3 separate regions of the Homo sapiens genome follow, and regions 2 and 3 are each linked to region 1. The links are chromatin loops, found by intact Hi-C in ENCODE. Cell type or tissue: OCI-LY7. All regions are shown on one strand. Region 1 overlaps MACROD2 (mono-ADP ribosylhydrolase 2). Region 2 overlaps MACROD2 (mono-ADP ribosylhydrolase 2). Region 3 overlaps MACROD2 (mono-ADP ribosylhydrolase 2).

Region 1 (2,500 bases):
CCCAAGTTGGAAGCAGAGGTAAAAAATAGGGACGCTGACAGTCACTGACCAAGTCCTGACCATTCTGAGTCAATTGCTGCAGAGACTGTGTTTTGGTTGCCTAGGCTAGCTTCTGCAGAGGTTTTACATCAGAATTCTATCATTATATATGATCTGGCCATTGTCTATTTGTATACTGATTTTCTCAGCTTATAATGTGGACTTTGATGCTTGAGAAAATATCAATCTAATTAAACCTACTGACCCTTGGAAAATTTAGAGTGAGTGCTATGCCTGCTCTGGGTTACTTCTGGAGAATGGCAGTAATCATGCATTCTATTTTTATTCAAATGCTCACATAGAATACACTGAGTCAGGTAAAAGCACACGTTTTATCACAACTACGGGATCTGGTTAGATGGTCGGCTTTTTAATTTCATGGCCGCTCACTGCCACTACAGCAGCCGTCGGCAAGTCTACAAGGTCTGTTTTGAATTCGAAATTGAAAGTATGGCAAACCAAACAGGCCTGATATTGACATTTTGGAGCAAGCTGCTTACCTCTCTGCATGTCAGTGATGTGCTTTGCTTTGCCTTCTCTCTTTATTTTCTTAGATATCTATTAAAGCCTTTGCATTTATCCAAGAATCATAATATGTACATCCAAACTGTCAACCCAAAAATCTGGTCTGAAGTGACGACTCAGTTTCAGTTGAGGGAAGAGGCAATCCTGCCCTCCCACAATGGGTTAGGCCTTTTTTGTGTTGCTATAAAGAAATACCCAAGACTGGATAATTTAGAAAGAAAAGAGGTTTGTCTCATGGTTCTGCAGGCTTTACAGGAAGCAGGGTGCCAGCATCTGCTTCTGATGAGGAACTCAGGAAGCTTACAATCATGGCGGGAGAGGAAGGGGGAGTATGCAACTCACATGGCCAGACTAGAAGCAAGACTAGAAGCAACGTGTCACACACTTTTAAACAACCAGATCTCATATGAGCTCACTCATCACTAAGAAGATGGCACTAAACCATTCATGAAGGATACATCCCTGCAATCCAATCACCTCTCACCAGGCCCCACCTCCAACATTAGGGATTACATTTCAACATAAGATTTGAAGGGGGCGTCTGAGGTATATCCTCTACCCCCACCAGTAAAAATCTACAAGAATAGTCCCCAAATCTTGAATGAATGAAAACAAATGGAAAAGAGGCATCAAATAGGAAATCAGGAAAGTATCAAATCATGGGTCATTTTAATGTGTCTCAGAGATTTAGGTTTAATGAATATTTAACTTTTTTTTTTTTTCTGGTGACAGTTGAAATGAATAGTCAGGTTGACAAGGTAAATGACCCAACAGAGAGTCAACAAGAAGATCAACTAATAGGTAAGATGCCCCTTGTGGTGAGATTTTCAATGATCAACCAGCCATAAGAACTATTTGCAAATGACATACTGGATTTCCCTTGGTTTTGCCAAGTCCCCACAGCATGGCTTGGGATAAACCTTGAAAATCTTTAAACCAAATAACACAGCGTAAGGGGAAACGATCACCCCTAGAAGCTTGCCATCTTGAAGAGGAAAAGATGAGCTACAGCACATTCAAATCATGTATACCCTGGTTTTCTGTGCTTTGACAAGTAAAAAATGTCTCCATCCATCTCACCCCCTGGCCTCCTGGAGTGGTCAAATTATTTCAGAAACTCCAAGCTGATTCTGAAGCATTGCTTTTCTAGAAGCTACCTGCTGAGTTGCTTGGTATATCTGTCTTTAAGCATAACACTCAATCTTTGCCCTGGAGTTTGTATAAAGGAATATGAGTGTGTTTGGACAGAAACAAGCCTGCCTTAGGTCCTGTTTTTTTCACACCACTACCTGTGGACCCGTGCGTCTGCACAAAGGTTTGTTATGTTGAATGAGCTTCAGGGAACTCCCAGGAAAATAAAAAGCCTGGGTTTGTTACGTTGAATGAGCTTCAGGGAACTCCCAGGAAAATAAAAAGCCTGGTCCAGATCATGTTTAGGAGTTTTTCCAGACCAACATTCTAAATCTCTCAGTAGAGACTAAAATATATTTAGAATGATGAGTGTAACTGAGTCCAAAGCCAGTACTGCTTGCTTCATGGCAGCCAATACATCAAGAGACAACGTGTTGAGGCAAGGAAAATGACTTTATTCCAAGAGCCAGCAAACCAAGAAGATGGCAAATTAATGTCCTAAAGAATCACCCTAAATTTATAGAATTTTAGGCTCCTTTTCTCTTTGAGGAAAAGGAACAGAGAGGTGGTTGAGATCAAGAGGTGACAGACATCTGGACTGCAGCAAGGGTTCAAGGGGGAGTTGTGAAACGTCTTTGCCCTTGGTCAGGTCACATTGCTCCTATAAATCTTTAACATAATGTTGTTACTTGTGTGCATACTGTCTTTATCTCTTCGGTGGTTAGTTTTGGGAAGGAACTATTGTCATCTTTGCTTTAAAGTTGAACTATAAAGTAAATTCCTGCCGTAGTTAGCTCACCCTGCA
Region 2 (2,500 bases), 200 kb before region 1:
GGTTGGAAGAGGAGGTTGAAAAGACACTAGACACTATGGTCCCAAGAGAAGAGTCCATGAGGTGAGGAGTCTGATGCAAGACTCTATTCCTGGGGCCATAGCAGCACAATCCAGCAAGAGAGTGACACAAGGCAACATTTAACTCTTTCTTGACCCTATTTCTTAGTATTAAGGACCACCTACTGTCAGGGTAGGCTTTGTGACTTCCCAATGCCGGTGGAGCTGGACCTACAGGTGCATGCCACGTCTTTGGGGTCCCTAGGATATACACTGATGGAGCTGTTGGGAAAGGGACAGCATCCAGAATGTGAGAATAATAGGCCACAGAAACTTCATATTACGCCCATTTATTTCAAAGATGAGAAAACAGAGGTTCTTAGTGGCTCTATGATGTATTTGCAGTCAGGACCCAGAACCAATGAGCCAAAAATCCCGAGACCTTTCATCCTTTTTTTCATCTTTTTTTTTTTTTTGCCTCTGTAAGACACCAAAGAAATTGGCTAATGTTAATTTGCTTCTTCTCCAGTTCCCTTGCTTATCACATTAATGGGAATATCAGAAACCACAAAAAGCATCATGTTGGTTGCATTGCTATTTGAACATCACAAATAATTTGTTTTAAATTCTACTGTTACTCATTTTTGATGCTTGGATTAGAAAGATGGATGTACGGATAGATGGTTGGATGGGGGGTGGGTGGATGGATAGATAGATAGATAGATAGATAGATAGATAGAGAAATAGACAGACAAATCTGAATTGTAAGTGGTTTGGACACAGTGCATATACCACAGCTATAAGGCACGTAACACTTTACCTCCTTTGCCCTGGGGGGTTGTGTCGTCTCTCAAGAAGTCAACATCTGGCTTTAGTTGATAAGCTAGGTGATTAACTTTTTATATCAAGATCCACTGCCCAAAATAATTTGACTAGTGATAAACTAAATTTTTATGCAGAATTATTTAGTAGAGTAGGCACCTAGAAAAGAGACAGGAAACAGTAGACTAGATTTCAGTCACGACCCTTTTCCTCACCACTTGGTGGCACTGAGCTCACCACTTAACCTTGCTGTACCACACTCACCTCCACTCTGGACACTATGAGTGTAATAGTGACTTAAATGAGGTAATCAACATGAAAAACACTTTGACAATGAAACAGAGTTGCATGCTGATGCCAAGTGGCCTTGTTATTATATGCATTTATCATCACCATTTCCCTATTCTTATTAACTGACTGGGTTAGAACAAGTTCAAAGAAGGCAGGAGCTCATTCCTGGAAGTTGACTCTACTTTGTTATTTAGGTAAAGTGTGACTACCGCTTTTTGTAAATGTGCACTGTGAGCAGAGTGACATTTTTCATGTGGATGGTTTATACCAGTTCATGTTCGTGTGTTGACAGTTATGTTAATTCTATGTGATATTTTCCCTCCAGTGCTTTTGCTTTTGAAACAGCATAATAAAGTGACTTCTGCTAAATAAATAGGCCTGTTCACAATAACTGATACTTAAGTGAATTTATGCAGGAGGTATTTTGGTCTTGTGGACCAAACTAACTAGCTGCAAATCGATTAACTTCAAGGATCCAGCAGAGTATTTAGGATAATTTCTGAAGTGCAAATGTAAAAGTCATGGTAGAATTTTTTTTGGCATATGTGTAGAATTTCTACCATGGGCCCATTTAAAAAATCAATATCATAATAATTACATCAAAGCAAAAGTAACAGAGCATTATGTGCATGATCAGAAAGCTGCAACTGAGAGGAAAGTCCAACCACTCCAGGAAAATGAGAAACGTGTAATTAACATCTGCAATTTGCATTGCTCCCTGACACTCCTGAATTTTTATGACAAATCATGCTGTAACCTTTGTAAGTTGGACATCAGTAATGGTTGTTTTTTCATGGTTTTAAAGTCAGGAATATGAAGCATCCTCTTTCACAATCACTCATCCCTACTATTGCCTTATATGGATAATCTCAATCCTACCCCTTACAACCCACCTCACTGTAGTATTCTCTCTTGCCAAACATCTAGCATGCCTGCACATATATGAGTAGCAAAAATGTACATTTCTTAAAGAGAAAACTGTGAATAGGAGCAGAAACCTAGAACATGTAAATGTTTTGCTGCTGTTGCCAATAAAGGGACTGACAGAATCACTCAATGAATCAACTGACTAGGACTGCATTTGGTGACATTATACAAATTCCCTAGGAGGAGCAGGTCTGCCAAGAGTTATGAGAGATGCTATGGTAATATAATTATGAACTCCCTGCAGTCAGGAAGCTTATAATCCAGGTGGGAAATGACGAACACATAAAATGTCATCATCAACCTATCAAACATCCTTTCTTCCCCTGGGTCCCGGTAACTGCTATCATTTAGTGAGCATTTGCTGTGTGCTCAACACAATGCAGACATTAATTCATTTACTCCCCCAGATAGCCTAGTGAGGTAATTGAACATGTAAGCCCCATTTTTACGGACATGAAAACTG
Region 3 (2,500 bases), 190 kb before region 1:
AAACGATTAAGCACTCTATATGAAAACTGGGCTGAAGAGCCATTGTACTCAACATAGTATCATTGGATAAGATGTCAGTTGGTGACAATAATGCCTCATGCCCTTTATATAGTGCTTTTGTTTTTCTTTTTTATAGAGTGCTTTGCAAAACCATCTAGGTTTCTCTGTATTTCTGTTCTCAGCTCTTCTGGCAAACTTAAAGGAAAGTCCTCCGAAATATCTTATGTTTTTGGTTCTAGAACTAAGTACCCTTGAAAACTATCTGCCACATACCTACATTTTAGTCAAATCTGTTTGTCTAAACATATACTCTGTGGATATTTACAGAGCTCCTATTATGTGTCAGGACCTATGCTATGCACTGGTGATGCAAAGATGAGTGCCACCTGATTCTTCATGAGGTTCCAGTTTAAGACATAAAGTGAACTGTCAGATTGTTAGTTCTAAAAATATTAATGTTGTTTTTTGTATTATTTTCTATTACATTTTAGACTAGGGAATCATCTGAGTTTATTGACAGCTTGTTCATAAAAGAGCAAATTATTTTAAATATACAAAGTTGCTTTAATTACAAGCGGGGATGGAAACTTTAGGAAGTTAACCAAGAAGATGGGCCGGGACCAACAAAAGTTCATCGAAAAAGAAGTAATTGGAATTTGAGAAGCCTTGACAGATTGCACACCTGTAACAAAGAACATTGTTATTCTTTGTACTTCATTGCTCTTCTCTACATAATATTCACTGAAATGATATTGAAGATTACATCAGCTGGAGTTAAGTCAGATAAGCAGAATCCTTGAATGATATGGGTTAATGGATTTATTGCAGGGATTAGATCTTATACAATTGTGGGAGAAACTGGGAAAGTAACATTCCACAAGGGGATGATTGACTGAATAGAAAAGCTTCTAACCGGGGCCCATGGAATGGAGCTGGTGAAGATGTCTATGGAAGTCCCTTGCCTGTCCATCTGGACAGGGCCAGAAGTATGTCAGCAGGGCAGATGATAAAAGAGGAAGTAGGAAAGCTGCATGCAAAGCGGGAGAGAACAAAGACAAATGAAAGTCACAAGGGAAAACTGGAATCCACAGAGATCCACAGGCCCATATATCTGTCTCTCACTGATTGGAACCCCAAAGCTGTGATGTCCTGCCGAAGGATCCAGTGCTCTTGCTGCAGAACTTCATGTGGGCCCAGCCCAGCTCCAAGAACATGTGGCAGAAGAACCATCAAGAACTGGAGAAGCTGTGGGGCCAGCTGCTACTCCACACCCATGTGATAAGCAACAGCATGCATGATCGCCCAAGCCCTGCACCCACCTTCCTGGCACAAAGTCTCTGACTGCACTTCTGCCCTACAAATCTCATGGAAATTTCTCTGTGGCCAGCCCTAACCCAGAACCATTCAGAGAAATGCAACTTCAGCTTAACTAACTTTTGACATAGACTGTAACAGAGGCATAGAAAGAAAGAAAGAAAAAAACTATAGAGATGAGATAATTCCATCTTTTCTTGAGAAAGATGTAAAAACTAGGGTGAGGAGAGATGATGGCTTGTCCGATGTCACAGAACTAGTGACAGGCCTAGAAACTCAATTCTGTGTGTGTGTCTCTAGGTGATATCACAGAAAAAACAAACAAACAATCTCTGGATGTGAGGTTCATGCACTGTCTTTGTATAGTCCAAGCCACTCAAGAGGTTTGCTTGACCCTAGAAATTTGAGTCCATCCTGGCAACATAGCAAGACTCCATCTCTAATGTATTTAAAACATTAAAAATAAATTCTAAAAAAGAAGACACCTGAGTTTTTGCCTTAATTGATTGCTTGGGCCTTGGGAAAAAAAAAATCACTCGATTCCTGGACTCATGTTTTCTATAAGTGAATGGCATATAGGCTAGGCCCAACAAATTGGAAATGATCACTTTATATCTGATGAATAAATGAATGAATACAATCTCTCAAGAACCACTATTTCACAAAATTATTTTACTGCCTAACATTTAAAAAAAAATGAAACAATGCTCCTGGGCCTCAATAGCGAGGCATTCTTATAGGTTCTCATGAAATTTATCTGGGGCTAGTATGGGGCATATGGGCCCTTTTTCCTTTGTACAAGTCAGATTTCCAATCTCTCAGCCATATAACAATTAGACTTTCTCCTCACCCACTGTGACTTCTTTTTTACTTATTCAGTCTGGGCTTTTCAGTAGGAGTCAAGTACTACATAGCTGGAAAAACAAGAGACTCTGGAAAAACAGTTACAGGGAGAAGCTGGAAGAATATCAGATTTCTAGTTATGTATTTTGATGGTTAGCTCATGAATTTGAAATCAGCATTTAGCAGGATTGACCTGTTTCCCGCTGGTGTGACATTAGCTGGGATGGCTCAAAGGCCTGGAGTTGAAATAATCTAAAGTCTACCTACTTTCAGTGAGGGTAGTTGGATCCATATTGTCTCTCTGCTTCCTCATGGCATGGTGGTTGGGTACAAGAGCGAGGCT

The links. Peaks named below come from ENCODE experiments on the same cell type or tissue, not always from the same donor. Only the 100,000 strongest peaks of a DNase experiment are listed, where the experiment ranks them.
Region 2: it touches region 1 in a loop (6-fold over the local background); 1 of 110 quality-filtered maps calls a loop at or near these places.
Region 3: a loop joins it to region 1, with 4 times the contacts of the local background. A loop is called at or near these places in 1 of 110 quality-filtered maps.

The regions. Positions count from the first base shown.
Region 1 is chr20:16,043,275-16,045,774 of GRCh38, forward strand. It overlaps MACROD2 (mono-ADP ribosylhydrolase 2), which reads left to right. Exons shown (of 18, transcript NM_001351661.2): 17 at 1,297-1,365. Among named protein-coding and RNA genes, the nearest start is that of KIF16B, 530 kb to the right of the region's middle. In OCI-LY7, CTCF peaks have their summits at 1,364 and 1,579; no DNase peak of the experiment used is centred here; H3K27ac peaks cover 2,164 bases.
Region 2 is chr20:15,842,010-15,844,509 of GRCh38, forward strand. The region is part of intron 8 of MACROD2 (mono-ADP ribosylhydrolase 2); the gene reads left to right. Among named protein-coding and RNA genes, the nearest start is that of KIF16B, 730 kb to the right of the region's middle. In OCI-LY7, a CTCF peak has its summit at 1,052 (motif pointing right); a DNase peak (open chromatin) is centred at 1,052.
Region 3 is chr20:15,856,284-15,858,783 of GRCh38, forward strand. All of the region lies in intron 8 of MACROD2 (mono-ADP ribosylhydrolase 2), which reads left to right. Among named protein-coding and RNA genes, the nearest start is that of KIF16B, 720 kb to the right of the region's middle. In OCI-LY7, no CTCF peak of the experiment used is centred here; DNase peaks (open chromatin) are centred at 1,018 and 1,288; H3K4me3 peaks cover 1,213 bases; H3K27ac peaks cover 2,484 bases.